2 separate regions of the Homo sapiens genome follow, and region 2 is linked to region 1. The links are chromatin contacts, found by Hi-C or POLR2A ChIA-PET in ENCODE. All regions are on one chromosome and are shown on one strand. Each heading gives the region's core, a stretch centred on a gene start or an enhancer-like site at or near the end of the contact. The rest is flanking DNA. Distances are from core to core; before and after follow the strand shown.

Region 1 (5,592 bases), core at 2,993-5,492:
CAGCTACTTGGGAGGCTGAGGCAGGAGAATCGCTTGAACCCGGGAGGTGGAGGCTGCAGTGAGCCAAGATTGTGCCACTGCACTCCAGCCTGGGCAACACAGCAAGACTCTGTCTTGTTGCTTTAAAAAAAAAAAAAAAAAAAAAAACAAACTTATCAAAATGAAGGTATGCATAGTAATAATGATAAGGATACCAGTTAATATAAGATCCTTGATAATCTTAAATGATATGGCTTTCACAAAAGTGTAAATACTTTTTCATCAACTCCAAAATCACATATTATATTTATCACAGTGCCTGGAAATAGTAGTTGACATTTACTGAGTTCTTACTAAGCTAAGTACCTTCAGTCATTAACTCAATCTTTGCAACAACCCTATGAAGATGTTCTATTATTGTCCAATGTCTTGCAGCTCAGAGGTATTTATTTAATATCTTGTCCAGGGTAATATATGCCTAGAGGCAGATGTGGGATGTATACTCTTGTGTAACTCTAGAACCTAAGTTTTTCTTCTAATTCAGGTAATGCTTTGCATACAATAAAATGCACAGGTCTTAGGTGTTCAGTTCGATGGGTGTGGATAATTGTGTATACCTATGAAACCATCACGAAAAACAAAACATAAAACATTTCCATCATTCCAGAAAATCCCTTCTTATCTCTTTCTAGTCAGTCCCTACCCACTGGCAACCACTGACTTCTGTCATAGATTAGTTTTGCCTATTCTAGCACTTCATGAATAGAATTGCTTATTATTATTTTGTATCTGGCTGCTTTCAGTTAACGTGCTCTTGAGACTCATCCAGGTTTTTGTATCAAGAGTTCATTCCCATTGATCGCTGAGTCGTATTCATTGTATGGATGTGCCACTGTTTCTTTACCCATTTTCCTGTTGATGGATGTAGGGTTGTTTCCAGGTATTGGTCATTATAAATAAGGTTGCTATGAACATTCTGTACAAGTCATTGGTGGACATTTGTTTTCACCTATCTTGGGTAAATACCTAGGCGTGGAAATGTTGGGTCATAGGTTGGTGTATGTTTAACTTTACAACAAACTTAATTTCTTAACCCCTGTACTCTACACCTTCAGAATGGCACTAGCTTATTAACATGTTTTATTTTGCCTCTTATAAGACGAGTTCCTGAGGGCAGGGAACCCATCGCCAGTTCCTGGGATGCCTCCCACACAGTAAATGATTGCTGAATAAATGAATGACCATTGTTCATGCCCCTATTCCTTCTTTGGGTGTTACAACAGCATAAGAAAACTAGTTTCTGACATGCATGAAGAAATCCCACAAGCTGAAGGCTGTGAAATGGAGGCATTGCTCATTCAGGCAAGGTGAAGACTGCCCAGCCACCAGGCTCTACCTCCCAATCTTCTTTCTGACATGACCTTCCCTAGAAAGTGAACCCCTCTCAGTGATCCTGCAGGAGGAAACAGCTCCTGTTCAAGTGATACTACAGAAGGGGAGGAAGGTGTCAAGGCAATTGAGGTCACACAGTGGTTAGAATTACAGGATACTTCTGTCAAACAGAAAGTCAGAAGAAGCGGCAACCCATGAAATCCTGACCTTCTGGAAGTCACCAGCAAAACCTCAGCACTGCTGGACTCCAGGGAAACATCCTCGAACAGAACTTACAAGAATAATTGATTTTGGTCAAAGGTCTGTATGGGTTCTGCATGAAAAGGGAAAGCAAGAATAAACATTGAAGAGACAGTAGAATGTTGATGTTTTAAAAATGTAACCAGATTTAACACATAAGACAGGATTCTAAAAATAACACTAGGTTAAAAGTGGAGAAAACTCAGGCACACTCTTCACACACACCCTGCCCACCTTTCAGGCAAAACTTTTAATTCCCATGAATCAGTTCATTTACTTTAAAATCACAGAATTTATACTGTAATTCACCTATACCTTCCCAGAAAGCAGTTAAATCATTGTTGATTTTCTATCCATAATAGAAAAGGATTGGTAACTCCTAAGAATAATTTAACGTATCTGTTACCAAAAGAAGAACTTTGTTTCACATAAATCAAAACAGGGCTCCACCTCCTACTGGGCTCAGGTACTTTTGGCAACCTTAATTTGCTTTGGTCCCAGGTCACAGAGGACCTGGTCCCAGGTCAAAATTGAGGAATTCTAAACAAATTTTAGAATTCCTCAATTTTGAGGTTCAGAGTAGTGACCTAGTCTTCCTTTATCCAGACAGTACTGCACTGAAGCCATCCTAGGCAGATGGATGTTTATCCTATTCTTAAAATCTCCAGGGAAGTGAATTCTCTACAACATCCCTTGGTAACCTTCTCCAGGGTTTTATCAAATGTATGGTGAGGAAGTTCTGATGCAGAAGCCAATAAACATATTAACCATATGAGCCAAGCCACAAGCACTGGAAAGGGGTATGTGTTTGGGCACCTCGCCTTAATGGTAGAGAGATGTATTTACAAAATAGGCTGTACAAACAGAAACCATTTGCTGGGAGCAGATGTGGGAAGTTGATTCAAGAGAAATTGCCACAATAAATTCTGTTCCAACTCATGGGCAATGTGAATAAGTTATTGTTGGTTATAACATTTTTTTAAGTAAGTTTATTTCCTTGTCAATTCCTAGCTTTAGTTCCTAAACCAGGATTGTTAGCAATGGAGAAAAAAAAAAGTCCATAGCTGAAAAGTTTTCAAATGACTAGGATTCTGTGAAAAACTAGGTCTTAGCAAACAAAACATAGATGTTGTTATAAGAGTTTATTTCTTTCTCTGTATATTACACCTTTTCTGCAACGATTGTGTAATATTTTTATAATCAGAAAAAAAAAGGTAACCATCAAAATAAATTTAAAATGTAAACCAACTTCTGGTGAAATTTTTTGGGGGAAAGATCTAGCCATATATCCGACCAGGGTGCTTTTAACTGGAAACGGACATTTAACTAGGCTTTAAAACAACTAATTAAAAACAGAAAATGCACAGAACTCTCTCTGGCAGCCTCTGTGCTAGGACTTCCTGTTGCACCCCCCGATATCACAGCAATCTCTCCATGGAGATGACCCGCATGCAGGGCACCCATTTGCTCCCAGTGCAGAAGCTCCCGTGCACACAGTGCGCCACAACAACACTACTATTTAAAGGGAGAGGGGAAAAAGGTAATGCCAAAATACATCCTAGAGGAAGAGAAATACATCCCACCCCCAGAGAGTGCTCCAGGTGTTGAAATTTTGTAACCACTCCCCTCCCCCACCAGCAAAAGTTTTATTCCTCTGGCAATTCGGAGTAAAGCGAGCGTCAGGTAGAATTTCATTTTCATGATTTAAGTGTTGCTGCAGCACAAGGAACACACTATTTAAGTAACTGTCTTAAGATCTGGAGCAAGTGGGGGTTGGGGGTAGGCGTGCCCCTCAACGCACTTCAGGAGCCTTTCCTACAGAAACAAATCCAGTAAAATTAAGAAAGGCAAGGAGTTCTCAACTCAGCAGGGGCCCTGGTGGGAAGCAATTTATCAAAATTAAAATATTTCACAGATCATTTCTTCCGAAAAGTTTTCATGCTGTCAATAATCAACAATTATTTTCCTCTTGGAGTGGCAGCTACTGCCTCTCTGATAAAAAGCCAAGGCCTAGGAGTGTCAGGAGACCCTCGGAGCACGCCACCTGCCCCCATCAGCCGGGGTGCTGGCCGTGAAAGCCCCTGGGAGCCATCCTCCAGACAGGGCTTTCCAGAGTCGCCGCAGAGCCCGAAATAGACGCGCTCCAGAAAGCAGCCGGCCGGCCCCCGCCTCCCTCTCCGTGCCCAGCCGCCCTCCTCACTCACCATCGCCGCTCGCCTCGCGGCCGCCGCCCCCGGGCTGCTCGGGGCTCCAGGCCGACGCCAAGTTCAAACTTCGCCGCCGCTCCGAGGAGGCGGCGCGCGGCATCGCCGGCGGGGCCCAACGCGCTCAACAATGGGCGGCCCAGCAGCGCCCTGCGCCACCGCGCCACCGCGCCGCGGCTACAGCTGCACGGTGGGCCGGGGCAGCGCGGCTGGAGGACGCTGATCCCGCGCGGCGCGCCGAGGGTGCGGGGCGCTCGCCCACCTCTCGTCCCGCCCGGGCCCGCTCAGTCCACCCCGCGCCCGCCGCACCCGAGGGGCCGCGCTGGCTCGGCGCTGGCTCGGCGCTCGCTCGCCACCAGGTAATCCCACAGGAAGCCTCCCGGATTGGCCCGGGAGCTCAGGACCGGATTTGCATTTCAATGGCAAAGAAGGCTCCCTAAGGTTTGAAAACGGATTCTGGGGTGGAAGCGTCGCGCTCCACTCGCCCCTCCGCGGTCCTTGGGTCCTTACGGTATTAAGGGGACCGGACCGAAGCACACACCCTCAGTCCCTCTGCCCATTCAATCAGAAAGGTGCCTTAATTAACCTCCCCCCGTTGTAAAATGCAGAGGAATCCAAAAGCAAAATATCAACTTTAAGAAGCCCGCGCTCGCTTTTCAGAGGCTATACAGTTAGTAATTGATCAAATGAAGCATGAATGAAGCAAGGTAAAAAGTTCACAGCTAAAAAAAAAAAAAAAAAGCTCGCATTACAAGGAAAATAACCATCCTTTTTCTCAGCATGCCCTCTTCTCAGTGTAAGTCACAGCAGAGATGCAGGTGGTGGTGAATGCCGCTGAAGCCTTCCTTCCGGGCCTGTTTTTGTTTCCATAAGCATCGTCTCTGATTAGACAAGAGACGTGATTCTTTCGGTCGTCATGACTGTAATTTCGAGAGATTTTGGATTCAGCTTTGCAAACTTTGGAATTTTAGAAAATATATCCATTTGCATTTGTTTTGCATTTATGATATAGGCGTCCAGTTAATATTCTAAAGGAAGGGATGGTGCTAGTTTAAGTTTCATCTTTCTTCAAAGGTTCTTCCAGCCTCTTTCAACGGAGGTAGGAATTTTTTCCCCTCAGAGTCCTCTCTTAATTGCTCTCACGTGTCACCTCCAGAGATGAAAGTAACAGTAAGGTTTGAAATTGGCTTTATTCTCATTCAAGCAGAATCCCTGTTGTTAAATGTCCAGGTTCTATATTTAAGGTAATAAATATGCATATAGACACAGAGAAGACCTCACTAGGTAGGAAATAGAAACCTCCCTTACCAAACAGCTGATACCACATTTACCTTTACTTGTCTGTGCTCTTATATCCTGACAGAATGCAGGAGCATTAGCAGCCATGGCAACCACTGAATAAACCTCTTTACTGAAACCTTCATGGACAGGCTCCTCCCTGCCATAAAGTATTATCCTCCTTAAAATTGTATTTTGTTTTACCTATGGTATCACAAGCAGGTATCAACACATACACAGCTGTCACACAGTCATGGGGTAACCACAAACATTGTTGCTAGGCATTGGAAGCAGAGAGGTTAATATGGTTTGTTCTGTGTCCTCGTGTCCTGTGGCAATCTTGTTTGGGGGAGAGGGAGGTGATGTCCAGAACTTAAGCTTTGAAGAAGTGGTCAGCCCTTGCAGTTTATAACGCACATTGCCGCTGCCATTGCGCGTGGGGGGGAGTAAGAAGTATTAGCTGGAGAACACAGCCAGGAGCTCTGTGGGCAGAACAGAT
Region 2 (5,270 bases), core at 487-2,986, 55 kb after region 1:
CAAGCTTTCAATAAAATAAAAGAGACATCAATCACACATTTTACCCATTTATGAAACATGCTCAGGACAAGGTACTCAGACGTGAAGAAGCATTCCCAGGAACCATCTTGGAGAACTGGACTTGGTAACATGAGAGCTGGGAAGTCCCAATTCTTGGTCATGAAGAGTCTACCACGAAGAGAATTGGTTTGGAAACCAGAAGGCTAACTTTTACATGAGGCACCAGGGCTAATGCCCACAGATTTCAGAGAGGACAATAATGGGTATTTCTGATGTTGAAATCCTAGGATTGATCTGACAGCACAAACCAAATGCCAGCAGTTTCCCTGGAGTTCTGCTGCGTGCTTTTGCCAACCCTGATGATCCAGAGGACCTCACATCTCAAGTGGCTCCTATGGTGAAGGAACTACGGAGTTTCTCTGAGCACCTAAGATTACTCTGCTTCAAGGAACTCATGAGTGTGTGGACAGAAAATATCTTTGAGGGATTCCCAGGAGTGACTCCAATGAAAGACCAAGAGAGTGAGTACACATAGGCTGTTGTTCCATTTCTCCAGAGGCCTTTCAGACCTGATTTAGGCAGGACAGAATTTCTTTGGAAGAGTCCCTGAGTTCCACATTTCTAGAATTCTACAACCTGAATGGTAGGTCTGGCTGTCCCTCCATCAGGCTGTACTTATTTAATAAATACCCCAACCATTAGGAACTCAAGGGGAAACGAGTTGGAATTAGAAGACACTGTTTTTTGGTTCTGGTTTTTTCTTTTATGACCAGCTCATGTCAGGTCCCAAAACGAAGAGGAGGGCAGGTCTCAAACTAGGAGAAGAGATTTACACTTTCTCTCACCAAAAGGAGGATTGTAATCCCCCAAATATGGTTGATCAGTGAGTGACCCTTGAGTTAGCAGAAGCTGGAGCTACTATGTAATGGCCGTATGGATGAGGAGACAGTCAGAGGCAAGGTGTCCACATGGTTCAGTGAGGGTCTTCCTCTACCTTTAGCTTGGCCTCTTTGAACATATCTAATTGCAGTCTTCCAGGGTAATTTTGAAGACAGAAACTTTAAGATGATAATATCAGCTTAATAAAGACAGGAGGTTTTGTTCCCATCTCCCCCCGTTCTCTTCTGGCCCCTGCAGTATCGTCAGCATAATGCCCAACACACAGTAGGTGCTCAATAAATATCTGTGGAGTAAATACAATGATGCTATTGCTGGAATTAATGGATAGTCAAGCCAGCTTCAGGAAAGGGTGTGGAATTGTCACAAAAAGATTCTTAAAGGAAACACGGTCTATCAATTCTGCTTTTAGAGTGTGTGTATGTGCTAACAGAGTTCAATACATCTCTTTCCTTCTTCCTCTAAGTCACACAAACATTTTTTCCTGCTTATATAATAAAATACAGTTATTTTTAAAAGTTTAAAAATAAAGTCACCCTTCAAAGAACAAGTGAATACATATATGAAATACGGTTAGAGATTGTTTTGAATCATTTTGGAATTTGAAGATGCTTTCTCTTTTTGCAACACTACTGATGAAAAGCTTAGAGTTTGATAAATTATAAACCTAATGAGGCTTCTAACTCCTCTAGCTAGTCATTAGCTGCCAGGAAATGATCATTATTACTTAATTATAAGATGAAACTAAACATTGGGAAACGTTGAAAGTGATCTGATTGGCCAATACACTAAGGACTAATTTCACAGGCATGCCCTCTACATACCAATTAAAGCTGCATCACCATAATAAAATGCTGCATGCTGTTGGCTGTGTTCTATGTTGTCATTTTCAGATTAGAACAACAAAAATAATTCCAGTCTAGGGCACTTCCTGGCCACCAACGTCTGCTAGGACTTTCTATACCTTGGAGGATAAGGTCTCCTCCTGAGGGCTTATTACTCCTCAGGAAATGCCCCAAATTCTATGCACGAAGTAAGAGGCACTTAAAAACAATAAAGGCAACAAATCAATCAATTATCTGTTTTCCTAGCTGTCAGGTAGAAAAATACCAAAATGCTTTCCAAAAGGAAAGTGTACATACGTGACACTTTCATTTTGATTTTGAGGGACAGTTTATTAGCAGAGTGAGAATGGGTGTTAGGGGAGAATATTGAGGACTAGCACTCCATTAGTATGGGCTCTACTGGCACACAGATTTAAAAACACCATTAAGAAGGGTTCTCCAGGATAAAATTTTCCATTCTAGCTCAATGCATTATAACATCTATGTCATTCTATACCAATACTGATTTGATAAAATGTCATCTGCTTTTCCTTTCCGGAGTCTCCCTTCCATTTGCCTGGTATTAAAGGATAGCATATTGGTTGAGACTAGGGGCCTGGAGCTCCCAGACTGCCTGGGTTCCAATCCCAATGCTATTATTTAAACATACTATTGGGTATTTGGGTGAGAAGGAGAGAGAAAATGAAGATTTTTTGCTGAAACAAAGGCACCACCCAACTCAAGTACAAGGTGTGTTGCAGAATTTCTTTTCTTTTTTTTTTTTTTTTTTTTTTGAGACGGAGTCTCGCTCTGCCACCCAGGCTGGAGTGCGGTGGCGCAATCTCGGCTCACTGCAAGCTCCGCCTCCCGGGTTCACGCCATTCTGCTGCCTCAGCCTCCCGCATAGCTGGGACTTACAGGCGCCCGCCACCACACCCGGCTAATTTTTTGTATTTTTAATAGAGACGGGCTTTCACCGTGTTAGTCAGAATGGTCTCGATCTCCCGACCTCGTGATCCGCCTGCCTTGGCTGGGATTACAGGCGTGAGCCACCACGCCCGGCCAGTTAACAAGATTTCTTTTCCTTTTTCTTTTTCTTTTTTTTTTTTTTTTTTTTTGAGACTGAGTCTTACTCTGTCCCCCAGGCTGGAGTGCAGTGTCCCTCCACTGCAACCTCCACTTCCCAGATTCAAGCGATTCTCATGCCTCAGCCTCCTGAGTAGCTGGGACTACGGATGTGTGCCACCACATAGAGACTCACCAAGTTAGCCAGGATGGTCTCAAACTCCTGGCCTCAAGAGATTCCCCCGCCTCAGCCTTCCAAAGTGCTGGGATTACAGGCATGAGCCACCGCGCTCGGCTGCAAGATTTCAATTGTCAATTGATCACCTGGAGTTTAGAATAGTCGTGTGACCTTATCAAAAAGGGATTATAACAGCTCCTACCTCCTGAGGAATTGTGAGGATAAAATGAGCAAAAACACCTTTAAACTGCACACTATGTGCTCTATAAATACTGGGTTTTTCTTATTATTGCTTTTTGTTCTATTTGAGGGGTAGAGCTGCAGGAAACAGATCCAAGAAATTAGTATTCAAGATTGGTAAAGGCAACATGGATACTCATCAAGGTGTCTCCATGAAAACTTAATCCCCCCAAGTAGACACAGCAGATCAAATTTCCTAGGAATATGTATTAGTTTTAATTCGCCTTTTTAAAGCCTAATAATTGGGAGTTTTTCTACCAATACTGCTTGTAGTCCTGCCTCATTACCGTATCACTAGCTAAAATGGTGATAGAAACTCCAAACATAAATTGTCTGTACTTGTCTTCATTTTGTCATTTCCCATTCTCCCTTCAACCCACTGCAGTTCAGCCTTCTTCCCCTCCATCCCCAGTAATTGCTCTGTCAAAGCCACCTCTTGCCAAGTCAATGATTTGTGTTTATGTCATGGACCCCTCAGCAGCATTCATCACAGCTCACTATTGCCTCCTTAAACACTTTCTTTTCTTGACTTCCACACCTCCACACCCTACTGAGTTTCTCTCCTTGTCCCCAACTCACTGTTTCTTTTAAGTAGCCTTTGCTGGGTCCATCTCCTCATGAGGTTGATATGTCCCAGGGCTTGGTCTTCATATCTCTATCTACATTCTTTCCTAGGATGAGGGATTCCAGTCCTTTGAACTTAAATATTATTTATACAAAGTTGGTAATTCTCAACTTTCTCTCTCTGGCTCTCTCTCTCCCTCAGATTCCAAACTCTTTTGTACAATTACCTGCCCGGATGTCAGATTGGTCTATCCAACATAATAAATCTAAAATAGAACTCTGAATTCTGCTGTTCCCAACCCCTCAACCTCTACTCTACAAACTTGCTATTCTCCAGTTTTCCCCATCTTGACTCATGATCCCATTACCATCCCAATTATTCAGATAAAACCCAGTGTCTCCTCCATTGTTTCTTCCCTTAATCCTTTTATTCAATCATCTGCAAGTCAGTTGATCCGATCAGTCCCAAATTTCATCACTTCAGCTATCTTCACTGCTACCACCCTAAGCTACCACCATCTCCTTAGATTGGTGTAATAATTTCATAACTGGTCTCCCTCTCTGCTTCGACTTTTTCCCTCATTGACTCTATTTCCTCAAAAAAAGGAATCTCAGTGTGATTTCAAGAAATAAAGTTGATAATAATTTTTCCTTTGCTTAAAATGCTCCAGTAGCCTCGTGCTATACTTAGAATACAATTCTTACTATGGCCTATGAGGCCCTACGTGATGTGGTCCCAACCCTGCTCGCTGTGCTTCTGTCATACTGCTAAGATTGTTCCCACATCAAGGCCCTTGCTCTTGGGATTTTTCTCTCTGCCTGGAATAGCCCACATCTCCATGTGGCTGGTTCTTTCCTATGGTTTAGGTTTCAGTTCAAAAGTCACCTTGCGGCCAGGTGTGGTGGCTCATGTCTGTAATCCCAGCACTTTGGGAGGCTGAGGCGGGTGGATCACCTGAGGTTGGGAGTTCAAGACCAGCCTGGCCAATATGGTGAAACCCCATCTCTACTAAAAAAAAATACAAAAAATTAGCTGGGCGTGGTGGCAGGCACCTGTAATCTCAGCTACTTAGGAGACTGAGGCAGGATAATTACTTGAACCCAGAGGTAGAGGTTTCAGTGAGCCAAGATTGCACCACTACACTCCAGCCTGGGTGCAACAGAGCAAGACTCCATCTCAAAAAAAAAAAAAAAAAAAAAGATTAAAAAAAAGTCACCTGTCTTTCTCTGACCCTCCTATTAAAGCACCTCACTCAATCTCTCTCTATCCCAAGACCCCGTTCCATTTTCTTCATAGCACTTATTACTGTCTGAACTTACCTTCTTTGCTTATTTGTTTGTTGTCTGCATACCCCTATAAGACTGTAAATTCTATGAAAACAAATACCTCATCTATCTTATTCATCCTACAATTCCCATGCCTGCAACCCATGAATATTTGTTCAATGAGTTAATTCTCTCTAAGTGGAACAGCAGTTTACAAATTATACATAATGACCCAT

Evidence for each region. Hi-C counts contacts between places; a loop is a spot of excess contacts on that map. ChIA-PET counts read pairs that join two places held with the same protein, here RNA polymerase II (POLR2A). Pooled maps may share reads with other maps.
Region 2: a map of mammary epithelial cell shows a loop between it and region 1 (3-fold over the local background). The contact joins two enhancer-like sites. A Hi-C loop is called at or near these places in 7 of 168 maps with a recorded cell type or tissue (Calu3, PC-3, esophagus muscularis mucosa and 4 more) and 5 of 50 pooled maps. POLR2A ChIA-PET finds 5 or more read pairs at or near these places in 10 of 52 experiments (AG04450, BJ, CD8-positive, alpha-beta memory T cell and 6 more).

Annotation. Positions count from the first base shown.
Region 1 is chr4:76,687,926-76,693,517 of GRCh38, reverse strand. All of the region lies in intron 2 of SHROOM3 (shroom family member 3), which reads right to left. Among named protein-coding and RNA genes, the nearest start is that of SHROOM3-AS1, 110 kb to the left of the region's middle. RefSeq lists a silencer at 3,842-4,021 and an enhancer at 3,935-4,457. Within about 2 kb of position 4,242, at least 21 of the 41 ENCODE cell types and tissues checked have a DNase peak (open chromatin) inside an H3K27ac peak, as active enhancers do; they include PC-9 and mammary epithelial cell, where a contact is called at or near this core.
Region 2 is chr4:76,630,902-76,636,171 of GRCh38, reverse strand. All of the region lies in intron 2 of SHROOM3 (shroom family member 3), which reads right to left. It overlaps LOC105377290 (a long non-coding RNA gene), which reads left to right. Exons shown (of 4, transcript XR_001741404.2): 3 at 1-521. Among named protein-coding and RNA genes, the nearest start is that of MIR548AH, 58 kb to the right of the region's middle. Within about 2 kb of position 1,736, at least 2 of the 41 ENCODE cell types and tissues checked have a DNase peak (open chromatin) inside an H3K27ac peak, as active enhancers do; they include PC-9 and mammary epithelial cell, where a contact is called at or near this core.